4 separate regions of the Homo sapiens genome follow, and regions 1, 2 and 4 are each linked to region 3. A link is a contact called in ENCODE Hi-C or POLR2A ChIA-PET data. All regions are on one chromosome and are shown on one strand. The core of a region is the stretch at or near the end of the contact, and the rest is flanking DNA. Distances in the headings are between cores, read along the strand shown. Region 1 overlaps DNM3 (dynamin 3). Region 2 overlaps DNM3 (dynamin 3). Region 3 overlaps LOC100506023 (a long non-coding RNA gene). Region 4 holds the start of RABGAP1L-AS1 (RABGAP1L antisense RNA 1).

Evidence for each region. Hi-C counts contacts between places; a loop is a spot of excess contacts on that map. ChIA-PET counts read pairs that join two places held with the same protein, here RNA polymerase II (POLR2A). Pooled maps may share reads with other maps.
Region 1: a loop to region 3 is called in a pooled map, with 5 times the contacts of the local background. The contact joins two enhancer-like sites. A Hi-C loop is called at or near these places in 7 of 37 single-sample maps with no recorded cell type and 4 of 50 pooled maps. POLR2A ChIA-PET finds 5 or more read pairs at or near these places in 1 of 52 experiments (activated T-cell).
Region 2: a loop to region 3 is called in a map with no recorded cell type, with 6 times the contacts of the local background. The contact joins two enhancer-like sites. A Hi-C loop is called at or near these places in 4 of 37 single-sample maps with no recorded cell type and 3 of 50 pooled maps.
Region 4: a pooled map shows a loop between it and region 3 (2.9-fold over the local background). The contact joins the promoter of RABGAP1L-AS1 here to the enhancer-like site in region 3. A Hi-C loop is called at or near these places in 1 of 37 single-sample maps with no recorded cell type and 3 of 50 pooled maps. POLR2A ChIA-PET finds 5 or more read pairs at or near these places in 2 of 52 experiments (B cell and GM12878).

What each region holds. Positions count from the first base shown.
Region 1 is chr1:172,340,947-172,348,361 of GRCh38, forward strand. All of the region lies in intron 17 of DNM3 (dynamin 3), which reads left to right. Among named protein-coding and RNA genes, the nearest start is that of C1orf105, 76 kb to the right of the region's middle. RefSeq lists an enhancer at 1,718-1,827. Within about 2 kb of position 3,170, at least 13 of the 41 ENCODE cell types and tissues checked have a DNase peak (open chromatin) inside an H3K27ac peak, as active enhancers do.
Region 2 is chr1:172,177,967-172,184,886 of GRCh38, forward strand. The region is part of intron 14 of DNM3 (dynamin 3); the gene reads left to right. Among named protein-coding and RNA genes, the nearest start is that of DNM3OS, 37 kb to the left of the region's middle. RefSeq lists an enhancer at 3,180-3,229. Within about 2 kb of position 3,410, at least 25 of the 41 ENCODE cell types and tissues checked have a DNase peak (open chromatin) inside an H3K27ac peak, as active enhancers do.
Region 3 is chr1:173,407,488-173,414,831 of GRCh38, forward strand. All of the region lies in intron 2 of LOC100506023 (a long non-coding RNA gene), which reads right to left. It also overlaps a transcript of TNFSF4 not described here. Among named protein-coding and RNA genes, the nearest start is that of PRDX6-AS1, 50 kb to the right of the region's middle. RefSeq lists enhancers at 3,212-3,761, 6,317-6,366, 6,947-7,106, 7,167-7,216. Within about 2 kb of position 5,869, at least 4 of the 41 ENCODE cell types and tissues checked have a DNase peak (open chromatin) inside an H3K27ac peak, as active enhancers do; they include B cell and GM12878, where a contact is called at or near this core.
Region 4 is chr1:174,949,969-174,957,628 of GRCh38, forward strand. It overlaps RABGAP1L-AS1 (RABGAP1L antisense RNA 1), which reads right to left and starts at 4,293. Exons shown (of 6, transcript NR_121196.1): 1 at 4,189-4,293. It overlaps RABGAP1L (RAB GTPase activating protein 1 like), which reads left to right. Exons shown (of 26, transcript NM_001366446.1): 20 at 7,489-7,581.

The DNA.
Region 1 (7,415 bases), core at 1,920-4,419, 1.1 Mb before region 3:
ATGGCTCTTATTATTGAAATATGTGCCATCAATGCCTAGTAAACCCCATAGTCTCTGCCCAAAAGCTCCTTGAGCTGATAAGCAACTTCAGCAAAGTTTCAGGATACAAAATCAACATACAAAAATCAGTATTCCCACACCAACAACATCCAAGCCAAGAGCCAAATCAGGAAATCAATCCCATTCACAGCTGCCACAAAAAGAATAAAATACCTAGGAATACAACTAACCAGGGAGGTGAAAGATCTCTACAATGAGAATTACAAAACACTGCTAAAAGGAATCAGAGATGACACAAGAAAATGGAAGCAAATTCCATACTTATGGATAGGAATAATCAATATCATTAAAATGGCCATACTGCCTAAAGCAATTTGTAGACTCAATGCTATTCCTATTAAACTACCAGTAGTATTCTTCACAGAATTGGAAAAATCTAGTATAAAATTCAGATAAACCAAAAATGATCCTGAATAGCCAAGGCCATCCTAAGCAAAAAGAATAAAGCTGGATGCATCATGTTACCCAACTTCAAGCTATACTGCAGGGCTACAGTCATCAAAACGGCATTGTACTGGTACAAAAACAGACGTATAGACTAATGGAACAGAATAGAGAGCCCAGAAATAATGCTGCACACCTTCAGCCATCTAATTTTCAACAAAGCTGATAAAAGCATTGGGGAAAGGACTCCCTATTCCCTAACTGGACCTAGGATAACTGGCTAGCTATATGCAGAAGATTGAAATTGGGCCCCTTCTTTCACCATAAACGAAAATTAACTCAAGATGGATTAAAGACCTAAATGTAAAATCTATAAGTATAAAAACCCTGGAAGATAACTTAGGCGATACCATTCTGGACATAGGAATTTGCAAATATTTCCTGACGAAGACGCCAAAAGCAATTGCAATAAAACCAAACCAGTGTCTATAAGGAACTTCTTAAACAAATTTACAAGCAAAAACCAAACAATCCCATTAAAAAGTACACAAAGGACACACACAGACACTTCTCAAAAGAAGATACATCCAGCCAATAAGCATATGAAAAAATGTTCAACATCACTAATCATTAGAGAAGAGAAATTCAAATCAAAACCAAAATGAGATAGCATCTCATACCAGTCAGTATGGCTACTATTAAAAAAATAAAAAAATAGCAGATGGTGGCGAGGTTGCAGAGAAAAGGGAATGTTCATACACTGATGGTGGGAATGTAAATTAGTTCAACCATTGTGGAAAGCAGTGTGGCGTTTCCTCAAAGAATAAAAACAGAATTACAATTTGACCCAGCAATTCCATTATTGGTTACAGGCCCAAAGGAATATAAATTGTTCTACCATAAGGACACATGCATGCATATGTTCCTTGCAGCACTATTCATGATAGCAAAGATATGGAATTAACCTAAATGCTCATCAGTGGTAGACTAGATAAAGAAAATGTAGTATATATACACCATAAAATACTCTGCGGCCATTAAAAAGAACAAGATTATGTCCTTTGCAGCAACATGGATGAAGCTAGAGACCATTATCGTTAGCAAATGAACACAGGAACAGAAAACCAAATATTACATGTTTTCATTTATAAGTGAGAGTCAAATAATGAGAACAAGTGACCCAAGGAGAGAAACAACAGACACTGGGGCCTATTTGAGGGTGGAGAGTGGGAGGAGAGAAAGGATCAGAAAAATACCTATTGTTGGTACACCAAACCCCCATGACATGAGCTTACCTATGTAACAAACTTGCATGTGTACCCCTGAACCTAAAATAAAAGTTAAAGGGAAAAAAAAGTAAACATGTTGTAGAAGTCACAATCTATGACAGTCTTGTTCTTTGCCTTCTCCATTGCTTCTTAGTAATCTGTAAAGCTATTGTTTCTGATATGAGTCAGTTTCTTTGTCCTTCCCTTTTACATTTCCTCTTTTTTTCTTACCTTTTTTGAGGGATCCTAAGAGAGCGTTTTAGAATGGGGAATTCTTAAAGAAACCTGCAAAATATATTTTCTCCATTATGTTAAACTCCATAGCAATAAACTTGGTTTAATGCGGTCAGTTTTATCACAGATCAGGCCTCCCTAAGGCGAAGGAGCTAAGCCAGTAATTTGGGAAGGCTTTGAAGCCACATGTGCATGTATACATTAACCTCTAAGACTAACCATAATTTCAATTAACATAAAATAATCTAAAGACATGCTGATTAGACACCGTGTGGCTTTAACAAAGCATTCTGGGCAGGGGGTTGGGGAATAGAGAAGCTTTAACTATTCCTAGCACCAGCAAGCAGGGCTTTCTTTAATCATTTATAACATATTTTCTCAACCTTTTTTTCTTGCGATGTTCTTAGAGACTAAAAACAACAAAATTCCAAAAGCTTTTACTAATTAAAAAGAGAGGAACTGAAACTGTTATAGATTATGTCAGTGAAATCCACTTTAAAAAAAAAAAGTAAAATTCCAGCTGTCCTTTAAAGTATATGATTTACACCATATTCCAGTAAATTGATGCAGGCCGATAACTTTTCATTCATTTCTCTTGTGTGTCTTGTGGGGCATACTTAGAGCAGTCAGTTCTCCTAGGGACAAAGCAGGAAGACTAACTCGAGCCCATGTTGCTTTTTATGATATGTGGTTTTGAGTTTCAGAGGAGTCGAGTGCAGTGTGAATCATAGAAGCAGCCAGCTGAAAAATCCTCAACCCTATAACAAAAAGCAGATTTTTTCCCATATTTCTTCCAAGTTTTTATTTCACATGCAAGTCTGAGATACAAAATATTCTGTAAAATTTTAAGGAAGCCACAGTAGTTCTTACTGTTTGGGGATTTCCCGGAGAGAATAATCGTGTTCAGAATGGTCCTTTTTTTTGCCAAAAGGTTTATTATGTGAACTGAACGGCTCAACCAAACAGATAACACCATCTCCATTTTATTTTTACATGTTATTTACTGGGGTTTCCCTGAAGAAAGCTTAAGAATTCTTTCCCCATGAGTCACTGACCAAGTAATTGTTTTTTTAAAATATAAACTTTCCTTCAGCTGGTCAATTTGGAACGCAGTCTTCTCATCTTCTGTTCACTTCAGGGCTGCTTTGCCTTCATCTGTAAATGATCACGTCTACAGCCAAATTGAGCAGCTCGAATGTAGCCAATTTCTTTCCATTGAGCACTCAAGTTTGAAAAATCAACAGCCCGGCCAGGCAAGATTCAGAGGACTTCATCCTCTGAAAGTGACTTACATAATTATATTTTCATTGCGTTGGCAAAAAATGCCTCTCATTGGTTTAATTTCTGCTGGAATTAATGGGATGAGGAATTGCAACCATATTTTGCCAAGAATTGTGAGTGGTTGCTCTGCCCAGGTTATGTTACCCTTTTACTGTTGTGAGTGGGTTAGAAGGTATTGTCTTCTATTCTCGTCTTCTTATTGAACTAGAGGCTGTAATTATTTCCCTTGGTAGTGGCTGAACTTTCTCTTTAAATATTGACACCTTCACAAATGTGTTAAAACAAGCGTTAAAGTTGGCTTTTTCCCCACGAAAATGGCCCTATAATTGCAATCTTCTATTCTGAAGGAGAAATGTTGTTTTACAGAATATTTCTGAACCCCTTCCCACCCACTTTCCCAGTGGCTATAAGAAGCCTGCTGTTGCCAACTGAGTGGTCTAGAGTCCCTGCTAATTACCTCCTTCCACAGCTTTTGATTTGGAGCCGAACTGATGGCGCCAGCGGCTGAACCACAGTCAGATCTACAGGCCTCTGATTTGCCAAATGGAATCTATGCAGTTTGTTTCCTTTCTCACAGTGTTTTATGATGAGACTCAGCTCAAACTCGAAATAGACGAGGAATCACTTCAAAATATTAATGGTTGATTTGAATTTTGAAGAAAAATAGCCATCAGAATTCTATATTCCATTACCAACATACATGTATATGTGTACATGTGCTCACAAAAAAAATCACAAAATGTGTTTTTCTAAAGAAGCATTCTATTAATTGTATTCCATTAAGCATACTAGTACCAAAAGCTTTCAGAATACTTCATATTTTATAGCCTTATAAAAGTTTTATTCTATCTGTTGATCATTAATATGTAGGGTCTCATGTCCACATCAGATGTGCCTAGAGTTTTTCTCTAAACTGGCATTCTTTTAAAATATAGCTTGGAAAAGAAAACATAATTATAATCATAGAGGGAATAAGAATTGTCTTTCTCGAAAGTTCAGAGGCATTAGCCTGAAACCCTAACAGTTAGTTGAGAGTTTCTGTTTCTCATTTCATAGAAAGGAATTAAACAAAAAGCTTTAGTTTCATCACAGTTAAAAATATTTAGTTCTCAAAACATATTTTCTCAGCTGTGTCTTGCTTTCTTATTTGAGGTTTCTTCAGAAAGGGAAACTGATTATATTAGAGACAATAATGTTGGAAGACAAAACAGTTCTCAGCCAAGTGAGAATGAAGGGCTTCCTAAGTGAACTACTCCCTTCTCTCCTTATTAATTTGGCTCCAAAGTCAAGCACATCAAAATGGAAAGTAGTTCTCATTCTTTTTATTGATGTGAAGTCAAAAATTCTGCATAATTTTAAAGAGCAGATAATCTAAATCACACATACATATACATACATACACATATGCACACACACTGTTATCCATTAGAACAAGTCTTCTTTATCAAATACCTGACTTTTAAGTGTATTTGTGCCACTTGATTTACTTATTCATTATATAGACATTTAGTTAGCACCTTCCATGTGTCCAGCATCATGCTTGATTCTGGGCATGAAATAGTCCCTGTTCCCAGGGTTCCCAGTTTAGGGGGAGACTGATAAGAAAATAATTTCATATCACCTTGTAACATAACTGCTATCATCGTTATGTTAGGAGGTGGAGATGAGAGGTACCTAAATTACATTTTCCTAACAAGCAAAGATGTAGATTAGCAGCCGGGCGGATCACGAGGTCAGGAAATCGAGACCGTCCTGGCTAACGCAGTGAAACCCAGTCTCTACTAAAAATACAAAAAAATTAGCCGGGCGTGCTTGTGGGCGTGGTTGTAGTCCCAGTTACTCAGGAGGCTGAGGCAGGAGAATGGCGTGAACCTGGGAGGCGGAGCTTGCAGTGAGCCGAGATCGTGCCACTGCATTCCAGCCTGGGCGACAGAGCGAGACTCCGTCTCAAAAAAAAAAAAAAAAAAAAGAAAGAAAGAAAAAGATGTAGATTAGCAAATGCTTTGAAGAGAAAGTGACTTTTGAATGGTCACTTCAAAAGTAAGAATCAGGAAGAAAGCTATGGAAAAGAGAATGCATCCCAGACAGAGTAACAGTATAAGTAAAAATTCAGAGAAATGAGAGTTTATTGGCGTAACTGAAGGTCCATAGCTATGGCTGCATGAAGTGCATGTGAAGGTGTACAGTGAAGACTGAGGGGCCAGGGAGGTAGACAGAGAGCAAATCGTGCTGGGCCTTGTATGCCAAGGGCTGGAAGACTTTATCTGAAGAGCACTGTGGAATCAGTGAAGACATTTAAACATGGGATCATCTTTATATTTTAGTAAGAGTGTTATACTAGGAGTGAGTAAGTATATTAGGATGTAGGACTGACGACTAAGATACTGTTGCAATAGGTAATAAATGTTGAAATTGGGATAGACAGACTTCTGTTTTAAACAGAAGGACAAATCAGACACCCTCATGGACATATACACATATTTATAGTTTAAATGATGAAGAAAATAGATCAAATTTGTATTAAATGCACTACCAAAATGAATTAAAAGGAAAGAATCCATAGAAGCCAGAAAATGACACGAAAGCAGGAAACTAAAGCACTGGTTTCCATCCTGAGGATTTCACCCAAATTTTTGAGATCTTGTGCCTCCATCATGGTGGCCAAATAATGCCTGGCAAACAGGTGTAAAGCTTAGTACATTCCAAGTTCCAAAGACTCCTAACAGGAGCCTGTCACACAGGCTGGGACTGGAAAAAACTGTATCCTGGTCTAAGAATATACTAAAAATAAAACCAATGTCCAGAAGAATGCAGCCAGGAAATTATATTGTATTGACCTTGGCACTAAATAAAAGGGGAGTGATGGGTGGTGATCTGCCTTTAAACTGCATAGCCACAAGTTTGCCCCCATTTGAATGTAAGGTCTGAATTCACACTACATGTGTGTTTGAGCATCTCAAACCTCAAGTACAGAATTTAATTTTCCTGGGTTAGTACCACCCTCAGAGGAACTAGCAGAAGCCCCCCCCGCCAAAAAAAATTATTTCCTCTCTGTAAAAATGCAAATTCGACCCAGGCCTTAACTCCCCAAGATAGAGTTCTAAGGAAAATGAATAGCTTACAAAGAACAAAGGAAGGAAGGACATAGGAAATAAACCACTACTGAGAATAGGAGAAACAACAGGCTGTGAAATCAGACCTTCAGAGATGAGATATTTACAATTTTGGAGTTACTAGGTACAGAAATAAAAAGTTGTTTAATATGTTTAGAAATAAAGAGGCTTTAAGTATGAGAAGAAAAGATCAAGCAGATTGGGGGAATGACTTCTAGAAATAAAATATAATCACTGCAATGAAAAATTCAATTAAAAGTGTCAAGGAATCAGATTAGATATAGCTGAACAGAGAATTAGTAAACTGGAAAATCTGTAGTGATATGAATACACTGACCAGAATAAAGTCCAAGCCAGAATAAAATCCGAAAGAAAAGGATTGAGATCACAGATTGTGTTAGATGAGTTCTAACATGTTCTAATCAAAGTTCTAGAAGGAAATAGTAGAATGGGGAAACACAGTATTCAAAGACGACTAACAGAACGTTCATAACAGCACTGTTTGTAATAGTGAAAAACCTGGAAATAATCTAAATGGCCATTAGTGGAAGGGCAAATTAGTAAATTGTAGTATATTTACACATTGGAGTATTATATAGCATCCCAAACAAGTGAACTCCAGTACATTCAATGGTATGCATGAATTGGCAATATAGGTAAAAGAAAATTATATATAATATATTCTTTTTTATGAAACTAAAAATAACTGATAAAAATAACTCTTTAAGACTAAATATAGATGCAATAAAACCATAATAAAAGGAAAGTAAGGGAATGATAATTATTCTCACTGATAGTTACTTTGAGTGGGAGAGGCAGGGGGCTGAGTTGGCAGATGGTATTACATGATACTGTATGAACAGATGCAGACGAAAGTGTGCCATGAACCAAGGATTATAGTTAATCCAATTCCGTATACTAAAAGTACATTGAGGAGGTAGGAGGAGAGAGAGAGGTTGAGAATTTTCTAAAATTGTTGAAGTCTAACAATTCTTAGAATCAGGAAATAAAACAATTCTCAAATAGGATTTTTAAGAAATGATACATAATAAGTAACAACAAGACACATCATAGT
Region 2 (6,920 bases), core at 2,160-4,659, 1.2 Mb before region 3:
GCGCTTTCTTTGTTGTCCAAACATCATAGAGTGTTCTTACACAAAGCTAGATGGTCTAGCCCACTACATGCCTAGGCTGTTTGTTTTGTTCCTAGATTACAAACCTGTAAAGCCTGTTTCTGTACTGGATACTGTAGGCAATTGTAACACTGTGCTAAGTATTAGTGTATCTAAACATATCTAAACAGAGGAAAAGCTACAGTAATAATACTGTCATATAATCTTATGAGACCACTGTCATTGAAGGTGTGGTCTCTTCTCAACTAAAATGTGGTTATGTGGCATATGGCTGTAATAAGAAGAAGAAAAAAATCCAATTCCAATCCATCCAACACACTGGTGTTAAAAAATAAACTTAAATCTTAAGAAAGTGTCCAGAGATTGATTTTTCCATTGAGAGTAATTTATTCATTTATTTAAAAATATTTATTGAGTATTTATTATGTACTTGAGTCTGTATAATTCTGAGAGTACAGTAGTAAATTTTTTACATATATGAAGTGAAGATGACTGGAGAGGGGAGTAGGAGGTTGATGTGTAAGTCAGAGAATCCACAAGTAAGGAAGGGATAGGAATGAACATAGATGAAGCAGTTAAAAGAAGCAAGGTAGTAAGATAGTGCATGCCGTGATGATGAAGAGAGGGAGAGAGACAGAGAGAAAGGGTGTGCAAGAGATACAGCAAGAGAGCAAAACAGAGAGAGAAAGAGAGACAGAGAATGGACCCTGGTTTACTTCAACTTCAAGCTGATGTTACAGAGATATCAATGAAAGGAAGAAAGAGTAAGTCACTGGGTTTGATTATTAGTTGATCATCAGTGATCTTTAGGATTTCATTGTCAATACAATGGTAAAGACAGAAGCTAGATTGCAGGGGGTTAAGGGGTCACCTTATGGAGATGAAATAGAATAAGTCTTATTCCAGCTCCATGGGCATGTCTCTATCGCTTTATGTCTCAGTCCATAAAATAGAGCAAAAATGGTGATCCTCCTCTAGTCTAAAATATAAGGAATGCTTTGAACTGCTGGGTGAGCTAATACTCTAAAGCCAGGGCGGTGATAGTAGTTATCTGTGTGTACTTTGAATGAAACTGGACTTAGAATGCTGAGCTAGTTGTTTTGTGGAGCCTACTTTCAGAATGTCACCTCTAATTTTGCATTCATGAAAAGCATTCTCCTGCCTGGACTAGAATCCAAAAATTTTTTGTTTATTATTAGTGGTGACTGATTGTCATTTGTGGACTGTGATCTACATGTAATGAAGTGGAATTTGGCCACTGGTTGTGTTGCAAAGCTTTTCTGAGTAGTGTTATTGCATCTTAGTTTTGACAAAGTTTGTTACTCCCACTAGTATTTAACTGGTATTAAATTCAAGATTATATTTTCATAATGTTGTTTGGAAACCAAAAGAAAATAATTGGTATGAACGTGCTTTGAAAAGTTAAAGGATTATATAAGTATTAATTATAATTATCATTAAAGTGATTTAATAGAAGTATTATTCTACTAAAATAAAATAAGAACTGCTAAATTCAAGATGTCATTGAGAAGAGGGGAGAAGTTTTTTTTGCTATGGTTTATTTCAGCTTCTGTATAACTTACATGGACTTTCTAAGAAAAATGTATACAGGCAATATTTATAAATATGTGTGTATATTTTAATGATGCTATGCCGGATCATTTCTGCTTGGATTATTTGTGGCCTTATTTAATTCTGGACTTATTTTCCAGCATAGTTTTGGGAATACAGATTCAATAATTTTTAGATATAACCAATAAGTACTGGGTGACTACTCTGTAAAAGCACTTCTTCATATCTCACATTTTAATCTTCACAATAGCTTCATCAGAGCAGGTGTTATTACTTTTTTATGTATTAAAAAACTAAGGCTCTGAGAGGTTAATTAGATTTTCGCCCATGGCGTACATAGCAGGGATTAGACGACTAGAACCCTACCATTAGTAGATAATAAGCTCAGGTGGTGAAAATCAATTAGCTTCAGTAAAGCCTAATTGTATCTGTAAATATGTTACAAATATCATACCGTGTCTCTGAGTTCTGAGTCAAATTTGCAGTGTTTTTGAAGCAGCATTGCCTTCTGTTACCTGGCTGCTCTTGTATAGTTTAGCATGAATGCATGGCAGTTTGCCCTGTAGGAACAAATCTAGTCTATGTGGATATACTATCATGATTCAGTTAGGTCTCAAGATCAGTAAATTAATTTATGTAAAGAATAAGATACTATGTATTTCGGTTTTTCAATACAGAACCATGAGTAGGAGAGTTTGTATGTTTACTGCATGCTAACCAACACTTGTTTGTTCTTTATGGTTTACCAATTTCACTCGTTAGATCCTGACTTTTACCCTGTATCGTAGATAGGGCTGAGATTATGCACCTCATTTTACTCACAAGGAAACTAAAGCCAAAGAACAGTGTGTGATTTTCTCAGTAGCCTTCAAATATATTGGCCTAGAAAATATTCTGATAGATAAATAGTCTAAGGACAAGTGGATTCATTGTAATATCTGCAATGCATTTTATTTCTTATATAATTAAGAGCTTACTGCTAGAATACAGTGTGATTTAGGTAAAACTTCTCAACATATAGCATACTTGAGGGAAAACAGAAGATCATAAAAAGTTTCCTTCTTTTATTGCAGGAATAGCATATGATTTATTTGAAGCCTAATTATTTTCCAGAGGAATGCTCTACATGTTTCCAATAGCTGTTTTGTGTTTCTGTAGAGGGTTAGAGGAGAAGCTGCCAGTTTCCTCCCAATACTGATGTTGCAAATCTCAGAACTTTAATCTGGAACACTCTCCTCTGTTATGTATATGTATGAAAATTTGCCCTACCTATTACCTTACTTTGGCATGTGGCATTTACTTGTGAAAAATGTCACAATATCTAATAGTTTATTTCCTACTCATGGATATAAGGCAAAATAACATTAAACAAGAATAAATATCTGTTTACCAACATTTAAATGATAGTTCTTTTGTTGTCAACTGGCAAGTACGGAGCACTTACCAAGTGCCGCCACTCCGCTGGGCTCTGGGGAACACAGCTCTTCCTTAGCTGAGCTCATAATCTGGACTGTGAGGCCTACACATCAGGGCAGAAAGCTTCTAGTTTCACTTTTCATATAGTAATTTTGAAAGCATAAGAGGCTTTGCAAAACATCTTTTAAAATAAAGATGCTTCTCCACCATCTCTAAGATAAGTTGGTTCTTTTTGGCAAAGGTGATTTTAATTGTTAGTACATTTCCAAGACAAGAAATGCAATCTGTTGACACGCCCTTCAAAATAATCAGATGAAAACAAGGAACACAAATATGTCCAGCCCTGAACTCTTCATTTTTCCTCTTGATGAATCCTTTCTTATGCTTTAAAACACTTGAGTTTACACACACACACACACACACACACACACACACACACACATATTTCTGGTAGGCGTGGAGATATATATCTATATATATCTTGCTATTAGGGCAATTCCCTGAAAGATTACACTACCTTCTTTATGCATAACGTCAATGCCTGATATTAAACAGAAACGAACTATGTGACTATGCTTTCCTTTTTAAATATGTGAACGTATTTCTCTACAGAGTTGTTTTGTAGCCGTATTGCTACTAAACTGGTGCCCAGCTCCAGGCCTGCAGACTGCTGACACACAATTAATCTCACAAATTTATGAATGCCAAAGCATGGAGCAAAATGAAAACAACTGGGGGAATGTTTAAGGGAAATAATTGGACTGTATCCAGATGTGCATGTGTAAAACATCACCACTTAACTCCTCCCCCATATCCTGTCTGAAGACAGGGTTTTTTTTTTTTTTTTTGAAAATAAACTGGGGTTATTTGAAAGAAGTTGTGGTCTCTGACTAAAACTGAATAAGCAAGGCCAGGCTGGCCATAATTCTGTGTGTTCTTGTATTTTTGTTTCTTAATTAACTCATTAGGTGCTGATGAATCAATCTGCCTCATGTCTGTTTTTGGTGGGTGTTGCCACAACTTTATGAACTCTATTTAAAGATAATATGTAAGGGGTTTCAAGACTGATAGTCGATTTCTTTGAGTTTTTGGTTATAACGAACTGGAACTTTTTACTATTAGAAATAGGCAACATTATTGTAGTGTGAAGGTCATCAAGCTGGGACGTGAAGTCTGGTCAAGAGGAAAAAAATGTGACAACATTTTATAGTTTTTTTTTTTTTAACAGTCTGTCCAAGATCAGTTAGGGGAAACAAACAAACAAAAAAACGATTTCTCTAAGATGCTTAACTCACTAGATAAAGCATAAAAATGGAGATAATAATGTTGAGTTTGTGTGCATGAAATTAATTTAGGATCTGGCATCACTGGGATATGAGAAGCTAGAGGACAGGGTGCTCTGAAGAAATATTTTGCAGGTTGATGTCTAACCATCATTACATACCTTAAATGGTACTAGAGATGAAGTAATAAAACACACTTTTTCCCTCAAATGCAAATATTTCCTCAAAAACAAGATAACCAAGTCCAGCAATAAATCCAACTCATTTCAATAAAATGTTCTCCACAGACTTGCTTTTCTCCTACTCTGTTTAAGGACAAAAATAAAGATGAAATGAATTGCAATGAACCTGCTCAGAGGTACTCACTAAAGTGGAGCATAGAGAGGCCTTCTGCTCTGCATGCCCCTCCCTCTATCTGCATTGTCCTCAGAGACTGCCTGAAAATTCAAATTCTGGGCCTCATTAGGCACAGAGTCCTAAGATTGTGTTTCTGTTTTTATTCAAAGAGAGAAAACAAAAGTAGAAAAAGTTGAATACCCAATCTTTTATACCATTGCAGGAAGGCTTAAGGACCCCAATCGTCAGTTTTCCTGCAATTGGTGACTTCAATATGAGAATAGTATCAGCACTTTATTTTGAGAGTAAGTATTGATAATGTAGTATCATTCCAATTGTGCAGGTAATTATTTAAAGTCCAATTTTAATAATCATGACAACTGAGTATAGTTTCTATCAAAAAAAATTTCTTAGTTCCTTTACCAAGAACTGGTAAAAAGGCAACTTTTTAACTAAAGGGAGCTAGGTACAGAAAGGCACTGTCCTGTCCCAGACGCCAAAAGTTTAGTGGGAAGTGATGGCCATAGAGAGGGAAAGGGGATGAGAAGATCACTGGTTTCAGTATTAATACAGATATGCACATACAGCACCATCTCTAGATCATGCCTGTTATTCTCCATATCGTCTCCACATACTACCCAATAGAGATATATTTTATTTAGCCAGTTTTGGTTTCAAACACAAATAATTTCTGGGAAAGTTCAATATATTGGTTTCACACACTTTATGGATATAATATCATGATGTTGAAAATATTCTATATTATACAAAGTTTTTTTAACACAAATTAAATTTTGATGTCATAAGTGAAGACTTGGCAAATAAATACTAAGAATTATCTGTGTACCAGTATAAGGAAAATACAGTGATTCTGGGTTTCAAAACCCAAATACACTGAAACATTGTGGAGTTTTTAAAGTAAGGAATGTGCTTGGTCTGGCAGATGATAAAACATGTTAGTTGCTTAAAATTATTGCCAATTATTTTGGTAAATACATTCAAACTTTTTTAAATTTTTTTATTTTTTGTGATAGGGTCTCACCCTGTCACCCAGGCTGGAGTGCAGTGATGCAATCATGGCTTACTGCAGCCTCCACCTCCTGGGCCCAAGCAATGCTCCCACCTCAGCCTCCTGAGTAGCTAGGACTACAGGGTTGCACCACCATGCCCAGCTAATTTTTTTTTTTTTTTTTTTTTTTTTTTTTTGTAGAAACAGGGTTTCACCAGGCTGATTTTGAACTCCTGGGCTCAAGTGTTCCTTCTGCCTTAGCCTCCCAAAGTGCTGGGATTACAGGCATGAGCCAATACACCTGGCTTCAAAGTTTTTTTTTTTTTCTAGAGAATCAGCAGTGTAATAGAAATTAATATTCTAGTACTCAAAACAACAGCAATCATAACAATAATAGCAAAATCTATGTTCTTGGCTCAGTTACACTCAAGTAATAGCTTGACCTTGGATTAGTTGCTTTATCTCAATTTTATTTCTGCAAAGTAGCGTGAGGATCCCTATCCTGCTCACCTCACAAGTTGTGAAGTTCATTAGGTTTATTGTTGCAATGTTTTCTAAATCTTCTCATTAAATGATGTTAAAACCTACTAAGAACTCAAACAATCCCAGACACACTGATGGAGAATTTAGATATGTAGTCTGAATATAGCATCAGACAACCTGAACTGTTAAACAAGCAAAGAAAATTATCACAAAATAAACATGGAAAATATCATTACATTGACCACCATTTAAATTGCACAGTTCTTGTAAGACATACCCACTACATAAAATAAAACCCATCTGCAGAGACACAGCAGTTTTTCTGCAGTTGGGAGTTGGTGATTGAAAAGTAGGAATTTGAAATTAATTTTTTTTAGAAATTGAGAAATTTTATCCTCCCTTCTAAACAATGACCCTCAACACAGTAATGAGCAGCACAATCTGGAGGGTATGGTAATATCCCAGAATATGTCCCCAGGCTAGGTGCTCAGGGCCTAACTTGCCTTTTTAAGAAATTCATTGTTTCTGTTGAATGTTGCTCTCTTCATATTGTCTACTTTAAAAGACAAATACTTCTGGGATGTGTAAGCCCAGGAATGGGAAAGGAGGAAAAATCATCTTAGAGTTTATTAAGTACGGAATCTGACCCATGGACTTGATATGTGCATTCTCATTGCAGACTTGGGTTTGGGGTTTTACAAATGTAGAATCCAAATATTAGAGAAGTTCATCGCTTTCCTGTCACCCTCTTAAGGGAATGAACTGTGTAGCTGAGATTTGATCCCCTAGTTGGTCTGCCAGCA
Region 3 (7,344 bases), core at 4,619-7,118:
AAGTGGAGGTTGCAATGAGCTGAGATCATGCCACTGCACTCCAGCCTGGGTGACAGAGCAAGACTCTGCCTCAAAAAAAAAAAAAAAAAAAAAAAAGTTACAAATCTGGAAAGTGAAAACTAGAATGAATCTGTGCTGCTGTAGATTAAAATCATCACTATCAGCATGAATTCATGCTTTCCTGTAATATACAGATATAAAACTAGATGTAAATGGGTGTGTGTGTGTGTGTGTGTGTGTGTCCTAGCTCTATACATTGAGAGCCTGGGAGCAGAGACATCCCAATAGCAATGAACACAGCTATCATCCATATTTTGATTTCTGCTATGGTTTGACAGTTTTTATCCCCTACAAAATTCATATATTTAAATCCTAATCCCCAGAGTGATGGTATTAGGAGGTGGGGACTTTGGGAGGTGATAAGGTCATCAGGGCAGAGGTCCAGGTATGGGACTCATGCCCTTATAGAAGAGGCTCAGAGAACTGCCTTGCCCCTTACACAGCCAGAAAGTTGGCAATCTGCATCTCACAGGCAAACCCTCATCAGACCCCAACCATGCTGGCACCCTCATCTTGAACTTACCAGCCTCCAGATCTGTGGAAAATACACTTCTGTTGTTTATAAGCTAACCAGTCTATGATATTTGTTATAGCAACCCAAACAGACTAAGACAACTTCTAAATACCATTTTCCATGAAAAAGAGCCAGGCCCCTCAGGAGAAATGGCAGGAAAATTACAAGATGAGTTTGGAATATCTTGTTGTTCCAGAAGGCAAGGACATGTACAAAGAATGATAGGAACAGGCAAGAAAATATACAAAGAATGATAGGAACACTGGCCAAATTGGGAACAATTTGATGAAAACAGATTAGAACCCAATAGATAAAATAAGCTTCCATGGGTCCATACTAATATAAATAATTGATTGATTAATAAGGAAGAAAGTAAGTTTTTTCTTATAGTAGAATGCCAACTAATTAAATGCAGAATGGATAATTAAATTTAAAAAATCACTGCTTGGCAACCATCATAATAGTATGGTTTCAGACAAGAAATATCAATGGATGCTAAAACTAATGGATGAACATTTCATGCAGAATGGAGTTGTTTTTTTTTTCTTTTGAGACAGGGTCTCACTCCTGTCACTCAGGCTGGAGTGCAGTGGCTCGATCACTGCAGCCTCAACTTCCCAGGCCCAGGTGATTCTCCCACCTTAGCCTACCGAGTAGCTGGGACTACAGGCATGCGCCACCATGCCTGGCTAAATTTTGTATTTTTAGTAGAGACGGGGGGTTTCACCATGTTTCCCAGGCTGGTCTCAAACTTCTGGCCTAAAGTGATCCACCCTCCTTGGCCTCACAAAGAGTTGGGATTACACGGATGAGCCACTGCACCTGGCCAGAATGGGATATTTAAATAGTCTCAAAGTACCTTCCGTAAAATATTTACAAATTTTTTTAAAAAATAATAATTTTACAGTGAAGAGGACTGGCAGACACCTCTTAATTAAGTGATCAAAGTGAACATCACCATTAATAAGACAAACTGAAATTGTGCACCACCTGTAGGATGCAATGAGAAGACCATACACAGCATCACTTCTCTGCTATTCCTACCAAAAATGAAAAGCATTACCTAAATCTAATTCTGAGGAAATATGAGACAAACTCAAATGAAGGAGCATTCCACAGAATAACTGTAATCTACTAAAATGTGAAGGTCATGGAATCAAGGAAAGACTGAGGAACTCCCCTACTCTGAGAGGGTCAAAGAGGCACAACAACCAAATGCAGTGCTTGATCCTGAACTTCTGCGATAATCACATTTATTGGGACAGCTGGGGAAACTGGAATGGTGTCTGCAGATTCAATGTTAGTAATGTATTAATGTTATTAATACTTTTATAACTTAGATAGTTGTATTATTTTTATATAGAAGAATGTCCTTGGGTCCAGGAATGATACATTCAAATATTAAAGTGATACGGCATCATGCAATAATTTCCTCTCCAACAGTTCAGAAAAAAAAGTCATTATACTATTCTTGCCAGTTTTCTTTAGGATTGAAATTATTTCAAAATAAGAAGAAAAAATTAAATTGAAAGTCATCAAACTTTTTAAGGTAAAGCCCAAGACTACAGAATTTATAACTGAACTATTGTGTATTCCCTGAAGGACATTTGCTTTTAGTGATTTTTTCTTAAAAATCAAGTATTCTTTTCTGGCATAAAAATATGACTCCCACATGCAAATCTAATCTACAGTGTGAGAAGTGCAGGCAGTGGTTACGCTGGCAGGAGGATGAAGGGGAAGTGGTGGCTGGCAGTAAGCCCTGAGGAGCTCCCGCAGCTCTCCATGCTTCCTGATCTAGGCTCTGAGTGCACGGGTGTAAGTCCTTTATGTACATGTACACCCTCCTGCTGCATTCAAGGTTTGTACTCTTTTCTGTATACATATTATACTTCAATAAAACATAAACTTAAATTTTTTAAAAAACCAGGTGCAGTGGCTCACACCTACAATCCCAGCAATTTGGAAGGCCAGGGTGGATGGATCACTTGAGCCCAGGAGTTTGAGACCAGCCTGGGCAACATAGTGAGACCTCATCTCTACAAAAAATCAAAAAATGAGGCGGGAGGATCACCTGAGCCTTGGAGGTTGAGGCTACAGTGAGCCGTGATTGCACCACTGCACTCCAGCCTGGGTGACAGAGTGTGACACTGCCTCAATTTAAAAATAAAAAATAAAAAAAGACACAGGCCTTGATCTTAAGAAGTCCACAATCCAGCATAAACAGAAGATGATGACAGCTGTCACAGTTGCATGTCTGACACCCACAAACCAACAGTGAATCACCAGACTAACCTACAAAGAAGCTCTAAATTTGCGGTTCAACAAGAATTCAAGGAATAAGGTTACTGGGGCCCAGGAAAGTAAATAGATACATATATACATTCACTCACTCACTGGTTCTCCGTATACTCACTCATCAACTCCCCATTTCTTCTTCTCAAATAAAAGTTGTAAATGGGTGTCAAGATTCTATTTTGGTACCACCTTATTACTACCTTCCTCTCACAATGGGAGGGAACATTCAAAAGACATTTAAAGGGACTTGGTCATAGGAAGCCCCCAGTGGTACCTTAATAGTTGTGAGCATGTCTAAGTGAGCCCACGTGGTGGAGATGTGATGTCAGAGATGGGAAATGAGGGAGTCAGAAGTGGTCTCACCATGTCACTGGCCTCCAGGTTATCATCCAATGTCCATCATTTCCTACCTGCTGCTAGTGAGAAGACCTTGGTGCTCCTTGGACTGAACTTTGGCCTAGGACTTGCCTGAAGCTCTGTGTACAGCTTTAAACCCCAACTTTCCAGCACTGACCACCATGACAGGACGGAACCCAGTGTCCTGGGGTAAAACCCAAGGGGTAGCAGCTGCACTGGGGAGACATGTACCCAGTCTGGACTAGTCCTTAATGTGTGGTTTTCACCTTCATGAAGGCCTCTCATGCTTCTTTCTTTGACAGGAAGGACTTGGGGGAAGTCCCTCTGATTTCCCCCTGCTGACACTGGTCCGCTTTGGCCGCTTGACGTGTGTGGGCTTCCTGAAGTCTCTGTTGCTGCGGACCAGGGCATATCACTTTGCCCATGGTCAAAGGAAGAAAGGAAAATTTCCACCCACCTGAGATAGGCTGCTTCTATCTTCAGCCTGAGGCAGAGCAGTCATCACTCATCACCAGCACCCCTCAGGTCTTTCTTTGCTGGACTAGTGTCAGGGGCAGGGGCAGGGGCGGGGACAGTTCAATCCAGGAGACCTGGGTTCCAGCTGTAGTTCTGGTTTAGCTGTGCTTCTTCCCTAGCTCTGTGATGACAAGCAAATTATTTTTCATGTCTTCACCTTGGCTTCCTAATCTGGACTATAAGAAGGTATTTTAAAATAATCTCTAAAATCCTCTAGAATATAAATTCCATGAGGATGTCATCTTGCAGCAGAAGAGCTCAATAAAATATTTGATCAAGAAATAGTTAGGCTGAGTGCAGTGGCTCACTCCTGTATTCTCAGAACTTTGGGAGGCTGAGGTGGGCAGATCACTTGAGGCCAGGAGTCTGAGACCAGCCTGGCCAACATGGCAAAACTCCATCTCTACTAAAAATACAAAAAAATTAGCTGGACATGGTGACACACACCTGTAATCCCAGCTACTCAGGAGGCTGAAGCATGAGAATCACTTGAACCCAGGAGGCAGAGGTTGCAGTGAGCCAAGATCACACCACTGCACTCCAGCCTGGCCAAAGAGTGAGACTCTCTCAAAAAATAAAAATAAAAAAATTTTAAAAAGGAAATAGTTGGCCGGGTGCAGTGGCTCATGCCTGTAATCCCAGCACTTTGGGAGGACGAGGCGGGCAGACCACGAGGTCAGGAGTTCGAGACTAGCCTGGCCAATACGGTGAAACCCCGTCTCTACTAAAGATACAAAGAATTAGCTGGGTATGGTGGTGGGCGCTTGTAATCCCAGCTACTCAGGAGGCTAAGGCAGAATTGCTTGAACCTGGGAGGCGGAGGTTGCAGTGAGCTGAGATTGCGCCATTGCACTCCAGCCTGGCAACAGAGCAAGATTCCATCTCAAGAAAAAAAAAAAAAAAAAGGAAATAGTTAAAGGAATCTCTTCTGAGGTCAACTGCCCCATGTCTCATCCACTTGGCCTGCCTCTGATTTCAGCCACAACTATAGTAAATAGACAGTGCCTGCAAAGCTCAGACTCACCCTGTGACAGTGCCCCATCTCAAGGCCAGCCCTACAAGTCTATCTGCTTTCTGTCTTCGTTTCTGGCTCAGCCTCACTGCCTCACAATCTCAAATGCAACAAAAACATTTTACTTCTTCGTCCTTCAAAGTCATTAACTTGCGCATGATCTCAGAGTGTGCAAAGATTTTCTAAACAGAACAAATTAAAAGCATTAAAAGATTTTCTAAATAGAACAAATTAAAAGCATTAACCATAGGAAAGACTAGCGATTTGAACTAATATTCCTAAAAAGACATCGTTAGGAGAGTCAAAACGCAACTATGAGCTAAGAAAATATATTTGCAATATATGTATTTAGCAAAGGACTCATATCCAAAATAAAGAACTGCTGCAAGTCAGTAACAGAAAGATCAACAGCCAGCCACCAAAGATTACATATTATTCCATTCATATAGAATTTAAAAATGGGTAAAATTTCCATTAATGGTAACAGAAGTCGGAATAGTGATTATCTTTGAGTGGAGTATTACAGAGAAGGACTACAAGGGGAGGTGCTGGGCTGATGGAAATGATCAGTATCTCAATCTCAGTAATGATTCCACAGATGTATACAACGGATTTTATGTAAAATTCATCAAGTTGTATACTTTGTACACTTTGCAACAGATAAGTTTGAGTTCAATAAAAAAGGGGGTGGGAATCGAGGCTGTTTAGGTCACATACTCACTCCTGCATCCAAGGGAATAGTGTGTTGATTGGCTTGGGACGGGGTCCTATGGCCCATCCTGAGGGCTGAGGATGGAGCCCACCCAGACCAAAAATGGACAGAGGAGGGAATCTCCAAGGGGGATTGAAAAGTATTTGCAGAAGATGAGGAAAAAGATGTTCTAAGGGAGACAACTAATTTCTAATGGTCAGGACAGAGGTGGGCCTTACCTTTAGCAAGTGGAGCTGGAAAATATAGGAGAGAGAGAAAGACAGAGACACAGAGACAGAGAGACAGGGGCAGAGAGATGCAGAGTAACCAGCCGTCGGCTTTCCAATTCTTTGTTCTCACTCCTGTGAGTGAAGCTGCACTTCCTATGTGGGGGTTCTGAAAGGTTTCCCTGTATCTGTGGGGGAACTTGTTATTCTTTTTGACCATCTGGCATTTTGAGCCTGCTTTTAATTGTTTGGGGAAGTTCCCCACCTTATGAATCTTGACAGGAGGCAGAGTTGCCTCCCACTCTCAGTGCTGAAAATGCCAGTGTTCATGATCTAAGCTCAGCCAAGGAGACAGCAGCGCTCCAGAATCACAGAGACCACAGGGCACATCGGTGTGGAGGACTTGGTCATAGAAGAGTCTAGTCCAGCAGTGTCACAGCAGGCCAGTGTTCACAGGGTCAGAGGAGCGAGCAGCAGCAGCCGGCGCCCAGCAGCATAGCCCTGCAGTCCTCACGCCCCATTCTAAGGTGTGACGTTTGGCCCTTTTGCCAGCTGGCAGGCCCCACATCTGATCCTCCATCCTTCCTGCCAATCCTGTACCCCAGTCTATATCCTTTCAATAGTTCCTTTTTGGCCTAAACCAGCCAATCCATGTACACTGCTTGAAACCAGGAATCCTAACTGATAATAACATGCTTTCAGAAAATTCCCCCTTTTAGTTTATACAGAGAAGCAAAGCCTGAATCCAAAAGAATGCTTCTACTGTGTGAATTTTCCACACCATCATATGGTCACAAGGAAGGTGTCTGCTGGCAAAAGACCCTTAACACCCTACAAATCACATGACAGGAGGAAAGGGGGACAAGCCAACGTGTGAATTGCAGTTAGGTCCTCAACTCACCTTATGTTCAGTTCTCATCGTAAACCCACAGGATAGGTATTGTACTAGTGTGCTCAGGCTGCCATCACAAAGTACCACAGACTGGAGGGCTTAAACCACAGACATTTTTATTTTCTCACAGTTCTGGAAGTAAGAAGTCTAAGGTCAAGATGCCAGAAAATTCTGTTTCTGGTAAAACCTCCCTTCCTAGCTTGCAGACGGCCACCTTCTCACTGTGTCTTTGCATGGCCTTTCCTCTGTGTGTGCACAGAGGAAAAGATCTCTGGTATCTCTTCCTCTTCTTACAAGGACACCAGATTAGGGCCCCACCTTCTATGACCTCATTTAACCGTTACCTTCTTGGAGGCCCTGTTTCCAAATACAGTCATACTGCAGGTTAAGTCAATAAATGAATTATTGGGGGACGCAATTCAATCTGTAACAAGTATTGTCTCAATATTGCAAACAAGAAACATGAGGTTAAAGTTCTTGTCCAAGATCTAGATAAAGCCTTGGCACTTTTCAGTCTGCTTATGGTTTTCAGTCTTTCTTATCAAATCTTGGAAATTCAAGCTTCAAAGTATGAAGTAGAAGAAAAGTATGGTGTATCATAGAGCAGTGAGAAATGAATGAACCTGAGATGAAGCCAGTGTGACTGTCTGCCAGTCAGCCCTGGAGCGAGGGGATGGAATAACCCAGATATATCCACTGGCTCCTCTCCAAGCTTCAGCCATGCCATGGCTGGCACATCACTGCCTCGTAGCAGCTTGGGTCCTGTGTTTGGGTCCTGAC
Region 4 (7,660 bases), core at 3,043-5,542, 1.5 Mb after region 3:
TGCTACATTCTGGAGTAAGCCACAAACATTGGAAAGTGGCTCATGTCATATAAGTATTCATGAATAAAGGTCCAGGTACATGTCACAAGTGTGCACACCACTAGGATTGAGTAATTGGGAAAGCTAGACATGTCAGATGAGATTAAAACAAGTACAGCACCATAGATTGTATGTTAGTATGAATTCAGGAGGAGAATGCCTGGGAATTTGATGTCTGTAAGAAGCCTTGGAAATTATGTTAGAGTTGCAAGAGAGAAGTATGTCCTTTGTCCCCACCCCCTTAAACCATTATGTTCCTTAAGTATTAGAATACAACTAATAATCATTTACAGGCTCTAACATTCTCTGAAGGTTTCCTCCTGCACCCAAGACACATGGGGCAAAATATCATTGTTTAATATGTTCCCTCTCCTCCTAGTGCTAAAAGCTTAAAAGGAGTCAAAGTGACTTCTTTTGCTGACCACTATGAAGAGGATTAAGTGAAGCCTATAGGGCGTGTTCCTCCTCTTGATGGATGCCTTCTCCTGATTCCTTTTCATCTGTTTCTTCTCGAGTGCATTATACTACTGCAAACTGTTAGAATTTTGGTTGCCACTGATCCACTTTATGTCCAGATCTTGATAAGTCCTTGCAAAAATAACTGTGACTCTGACTTGGAAACTCTCAGTAACCCCCAAATTTCCAAGGAAAGTGATACTATATTACATTTCTATTTTTTCTCTGTCCATTGATTAATATATTAAATGAGATAATTTATATTCATCCTAAGAAACTGTCTGAAGTGAGCAAGAGTAGCACATAATGGCTAGCACCTTTGGCCTATTAATTTTCTAGGCACCTGAACTGAGCACCAGGAATCTTCACTTCTGAAAATGTTAACTTGGGTCATATCAGCCTTTAAAAAAGAAAAACACAGTGATGTACTTTACCAGTATTTGCATCCATAAATTAATATTTTTGTATCTTTCATTTCTGAATTACAGAAGCAGATTCATCAAACCCTGAATGATAGCTCTTACAAGTGACTGGCCCAATGTTAAAACTGAGCACAGGAGAAATGCTCTGTGTTTTAACTGGGCAAGGAAGCTTGCATAAACCAGTCATCATGAAAATCCTCCTCACTGAGGTGCTTCTCCCTCTCCAACCCTCTGTCCCACAAATTTCTTCTTGATCATCTTTGTACCTTTTATAAATATCTGTTATTGCGCTTATGAAACTAGATGATAACTAGACACATATTTGGCACTACGTCTAGACTGTCAGCTTCTTGAGCAGCTTTACTTTAATCATCTGGTCCCAGGCAGTAGAGCAAAGTGGTTAAAGAGGGCAGGCTCTGGAGGCCAACTGGATTTCATTTCTGTATGATCTTGGGCAAGTTACCTATCCTCAACTTATTTGTAAAATCCAAATAATACTTCCCTCATGGAGTTGCTGGCAGGATTAAATATAGATTTTTCTAAATTAATAGGCTTAAAACTGTTAGGAAATTTTTTGACTTGAAGGAATTACATACTTAGTGGCAATTACTGCTAACCAATAACAAAGCAGAGGGAAGTGGACATCTGAATACATCAATGCAGTGCTAAAAACCTTGCACACTGGTCCAGGCCTCTCTTCTTGTCTTTATTGATAGTTTAGCTCAGAGGCTTTTAGTATGAATCCCACATCTTCTCAAGCATGTACCCCTCAAACCTACCAGCCCCCAACATCCACACCTGGTTTAGAAAGGTTTGTAGGCATCCTGTTTGTCACAGTGACAGGCAGCCGCTACTGACATTTAATAGGTGAAATCATAAATGGGCCCAGGGATGCCATGGGCTCAGAAATGGAGAGCGGAGTCTACACCAAAAATTATTCCACCCAAAATGCCAATAATATCTTACCTTGAGAAACACTGGTAGTGCCCAGGGTCTTTTCTCTACTAAAATGCAAAACCAACTTTTCACAAAATTAATATACTATTTCATAAAGTCAGAATATGCCAAAGATCATGCCATATATATTACAGAGCATAGATCAACTTGAAAAATCTTTACGTATGTATTCTGTTATTTCTCTTTTCTGTGTGTAAGTTCTTTTCAAGTTACTACAGTGAGTTTCAAATTTGTTATTTAAGAGTTCTATTATTCTGTTCATTATGATCCGAAGTTTAAGATCTGCGGTGTTGAAAAGCACTCCTAAATATACAAAGCCCTTGAACTCCTAAATAAACAAAGCCCTTGAACTCCTAAATGTACAAAGATCTTGTTTGGGCCAGGCCTGGTGGCTCACACCTGTAATCCCAGCACTTTGGGAGGCTGAGGTGGGAAGATTGCTTGAGCCTTGGATTTTGAGACCAGCCTGGGCAACATAGTGAGACCCTGGCTCTACCAAAAAAAAAAAAAAAAAAAAAAAAAGCTAGGCATGGTGGTGTGCCCCTATAGTCCCAGCTACTCAGGAAGCTAAGGTGGGAGGATCACCTGAGTCCAGGAATTTGGGGCTGCAGTGTGCTGTGATTGCGCCACTGCACTCCAGCCTGAGCAACAGAACAAGACCCTGTCTCTTAAAAAAAAAAATGATGATTGAGTTTGATAATCAGGAAACTTAACCAAATCTTATATGTAAGCAAATAAATATGTTTTTATTTGTTTGTTTTATTTTGAGACAGGGTCTCACTCTGTCACCTAGGCTGGAGTGCAGTGGCATGATTTTACCTCATTGCAACCCAGCCTCCCAGGCTCAGGTGATCCTCCCACCTCAGCCTCCCAAGTAGCTGGGTCTACAGGCATGTGCCACGATGCTCAGCTAATTTTTGTATGTTTTGTAAACACAGGTTTTCACCATTTTGTCCAGGCTGGTCTTGAACTCCTGAACTCAAGTGATCCACCCACCTTGACTTCCCACAGGGCTGGGATTATAGGCATGAGCCACCACACCTGGCCAAAATAAGTTTTATTAGAAATAACTCACTTTGGGAGGCTGAGGAGGGCAGATCACTTGAGGTTAGGAGTTCAAGAGCAGCCTGGCCAACATGGGGAAACTCCATCTCAAATAAAATACAAAAATTAGCTAGGCATGGGTGGCATGCAAAAAAAAAAAAAAAAAGAACTAATGCATGTGAAATTCAAATATTAGTAAGTATTCAAAATAAGATATGAAAGTAAGAATACAAAATAGGGTGATATCACTGGTTGATATGATTAGTGAGATGAACATTATTAAGGCAAATTCTTCCGATAATTATTGTTATACAACATGATTAATATATATTCAGTCTGAAAGAGTCATATATACAAATATGAAATAAACACCTCAAATGAGAAGAAGAGAGAAAACATGGAGAATGAAGAAAGTTGGGTGTATTCTTTTCAGTCTTCCCCTCCCATATCTCCGTCTGAGGCCAGCATGGCTAATATTGAGAAAGAGTAAGGCAAATGAGTAATTATTGTGCTCTGTCTTTTACTGTTATTGAAGGTCACTGTTTAACACTCCCTCGCCATTCCCCTAACCACTCCCCTTTGCCTTAAATTCATTAAGCTGTATTCTTTGTATTTCCTGATAACAGCTGACAAGGACCCACTCTCATCTGTAATGACAGGTGAGGGTATTGATGATAAGTAGAGTTAATAAAGCTTCTCCAGTGATTTAGAATTATAACGCTCTGAGTATTATCATCAGGGGAATAGATGAAAAAGCCCATTTCATTTTGTGCAGTGTCCTTCAAACTGCTGGTTATGAAATCATTTTAGAGGGTCTGTGAAATCACTGTGGAATACGATGAAACGTAATAGAAAGTATCAGCAGACACTGTGGGAGATCGGTCAGAGCGGTGGGGAAAAACTATAGGGAAAGGACGCAAACCTTCTGAAAGGTCAGAAGGTTCTGCAGAGCCCCAGGGGAGAATAGCTGAAGGCAGCTGTTCTGTAACCCTGAGGCATTGGGCAAGGAGTAGGTACAAGGCAGTGTAGGGGAATTTATCTTAAACAAACTTGTTTACTTATGTTGACCAGGAACTGACCTTTGATCATCCGTGGGGACGGTCCCCCTGAAAGGGGAACAATAAATGTTAATTACCTAAGAGGTTTTTAAATTTCTTTCTCCAGAAAGAAAAATTTCAAGCGTCTGAATCCCATTCAGTATTCTCTAAAATAAAATCAAGTTTGTCCTGAAAGATGGTTTAAAAACTGAAAATCTATTTTCTTTGATTACCTCATAAATAACAAGAGTTTCATATCAGCTCTCCTGTCTCTTCCTCCTCCACTCTTTTCCCCTCTTTCACATTGTGCCAATCACACAGGTGGATGCTCAGTATCACCCCACAGCACAAGATAAATAAGCTTGGAAGGTTTCCTAGCAACATATTGTTCTGGGAACCTGCTCTGTTTCCCTGAACAAGATGAAGCCAAATATCCTAGAATCTCAGCCAGATGGGAAAGGATTAGCTTATTGAGAGTGTTATTGCCTTTTTTAAAAAAATGTTTCACTTTGAAATGAACCTCTTAATATAAGTAGCAAAAGTGACTTTTAAAAGGACATGTAAAAATATCCCTTTAAAAGGACATTTTTTTCTCTTACATGTAAAAAAAAATTGATAATAGTTTGAAGTTTAAAAATATGGTTTCAGAATTCTCTAGGCACAAGCTTCCAGTATGTAATTCAGTCACTGGTGAGTGGATCCATTTTAGAACCATGTAGAAAATACTTCCACATGGAACTAATTCTCAGCCTGGTGTCCAGTGGTATGGTATTCCTGCTGTAAAAATACTGAAATACTTCCGATCTGGTGGGAAAATGGCTCCTGGAGTAGGCTCTCTCCTCACAATACCTTTAGCTGCTCCCCTTGGCCCTTGTTTCTGCTCCTAGGGAAACATTGGAGACACCTTGTTACTGCTTAAAACCCTGAAGCTTCCCCTTTTTCTATAGCTCCAGGGCTATTTTAGTGCTAGTGATTTGCAACTTCATCTTCAGAGTCTATTTTTGGTTTTCTCAGTGTATGATTAATGTATATAGAGAAAATAAAAGAAATTGAGACTGCTATCAAAGCCAAGAAAAATAATGTTGTCGTTTTGTTAACACATGATTGTGTATATTTCCCTTGTTTATCTAATGATCTGTGAGGCTACACAGTTGGCAGGTGGTGCTTTCCTTTCTATTGCACTCTAGTTGGTCACAGTATACTTGTTAGAGGTCTCTGGAGATGGAGTAATAAAGGATTCGTGTTTCTCATAACAATATTCAGCAGTGGCTTTGCAATTCAGTTACACCCTGGAAAATGTCCTCACTCCTTGTTTGGCTGGGGAGACATTCCCCCATCAGCCAGATGAATATTCTCATAATGTGGTTGTTGACTGGTTTCTATCATCTATCAGGTTTGGACTGAGTTTGTGAAACTTCCCAATTGTGGTGAGAAGCAGATAATTCTAGTACTTCATAGTGTTCCTGGATAAGAAGAACAAAGTAATTAGAATAAGATGGGGAATGACACCTGGAGTCTTTGTTTTTTATGTAACAAATTATCTGGCCAGATGCCAGAGAATTAGTACTGTCCTCATTTTAATGAAAATAAGGAAATTGTGAGATAATTTTATATTCATGCTAGATGCTTTCCATTCTCTTTTGCTCTCTCACTCATATGTATATGTTTTCTAAATACCATATTTTAAACTCAACAAGGAACAATCTGTTGAGGGCCTAGTATGAGCCAAATACTGCTAGGTATTATGGCAGATACTGAGGGCAACACATCATCCTTGCCTTCTCAGAGTACGCAAGAAGTTTGCAACATAGCACGTTTGTAATCTTAAACCAAACAAAAACATTAAGGAAAGGTGTTGCTGTGTAAAGGAATCATAGGCTAGGCACAGTGGCTCAGGCCTGTAATCCCAATGCTTTGGGAGGCTGAGGAAGGAGGATCGCTTCAGCCCAGGAGTTTGAGACCAGCCTAGGCAACATAGCCAGACCCCATCTCTACAAAAGTTAAAATAAAATAATATAAGTAAGGGAATTCTATAACTTTGATTGTCCAAAGAAAGGCTAAAAGTAGATTTAATATGTATTATGGAACAGAATAAGTTCTAATACGTTAATTTTGATTGAATACTTATTTTAAAAAAAATTTTAAAAATGTCCATAAACCAGGCATTGTTTTAGATACCTCTCTGTTAACTCATTTAATTCTCCTGACACCATTATGAGGTAGAAATTTTGTTTACCTGCTATTTTATAGATGAAGAAACTGAGGCTAAGAGAGTTTTTTTGTTTGTTTGTTTTAAAAGACAGGGTCTCATTCTGTTGCCCAGGCTGGAGTAAGTGGCCGTCATAGTGCACTGCAGCCTGGAACTTGTGCGCTCAAGCAATTCTTCTGTCTCAACCTCCAAGTAGCTGGGACTATAGATGTGCACCACTGTCCCCTAAGAGAGGTTAAATATCTGTTTACTGAGGGCTTTTATACTACGCTGTGCTTATTTGTTTATTTTTAAAATTCTAAGAGTCCATAGGAATCTAGTCTTTTTTCAGAAAATAGTAAACTACTGTCTTTTGTGGATGACATAATTTTAGCAAGAAATAAATGGGTTGTTTAGATGACTTTCTATTATCTCATACAGCATAATGATTCTATATTTGAGTTTTCATTGTCAAACACTAAAACCTCCTTTGTTTTCAGTGTACTAACTCCATTTTAGAATATTTTTCTCTTCTCTTCTTTTTTTTTTTTTTTGAGACTGAGTCTCGCTCTATCACCCAGGCTGGAGTGCAGTGGTACAATCTTGGTTCACCGCAACCTCAGCTTCCCAGGTTCAAGCCAGGCTCATGCCTCAGCCTCCAGAGTAGCTGGGATTACAGATGCCCACCACCATGCCCCGCTAATTTTTGTAATTTTAGTAGAGACCGGGTTTCACCATGTTGGCCAGGCTGGTCTCGAACTCCTGACCTCAAGTGATCCGCCCACCTCAGCCTCCCAAAGTGCTGGGATTACAGGCATGAGCCACCACGCCCAGGCCATTTTAGAATATTTCTTGTAGCTCAATTTTTTACTTATATAAAATAATAATTTTCATTTTCAACATAATAGAAGGATATGAGTGAATTATATTTAAGAAAGTTAAAATTAATAGCACTATTAAATACATTAACAAGAGAAGGTTGTGACATCAGCAATATTATTTATAACAGAGGTGGACAAACTGTAGCCTGTTTCTGTAAATTAAGTTTTCTTGGAACACAGCCAGGCTCATTTGTTTAGGTATCACCCATGGCAGGTTTTGTATAATAATGACAGAGTTGAATCTTTGCAACTTAGACTATATGGCCCACAAGGCCTAAAATATATACTGTCTGGACCTTTACAGGAAAAGTTTGCCAACCTCTACTCTGGAATCTCTATTTTTCTCCTAACTTTGAGTTGAGCATGTTCCCTTAGAATGCCAGAAATTTAACTAGCAAACACACCTGAATTTTTTTTCATAAATGGTGTCCTTGTCTAACATGGTTTTCCTCAAATCCCTGCAGGTACCAACCAAGAAGCTGAAGAAATATGAGAAAGAATATCAGACAATGCGAGAGAGTCAGCTGCAACAGGAAGACCCAATGGATAGATACAAGGTATGAGAAATATGTTGCACCTATCAAAGTACCTTCTTTTTTGTTTTAAATGAGACTGAGTCTTGCCGTGTTGCCCAGG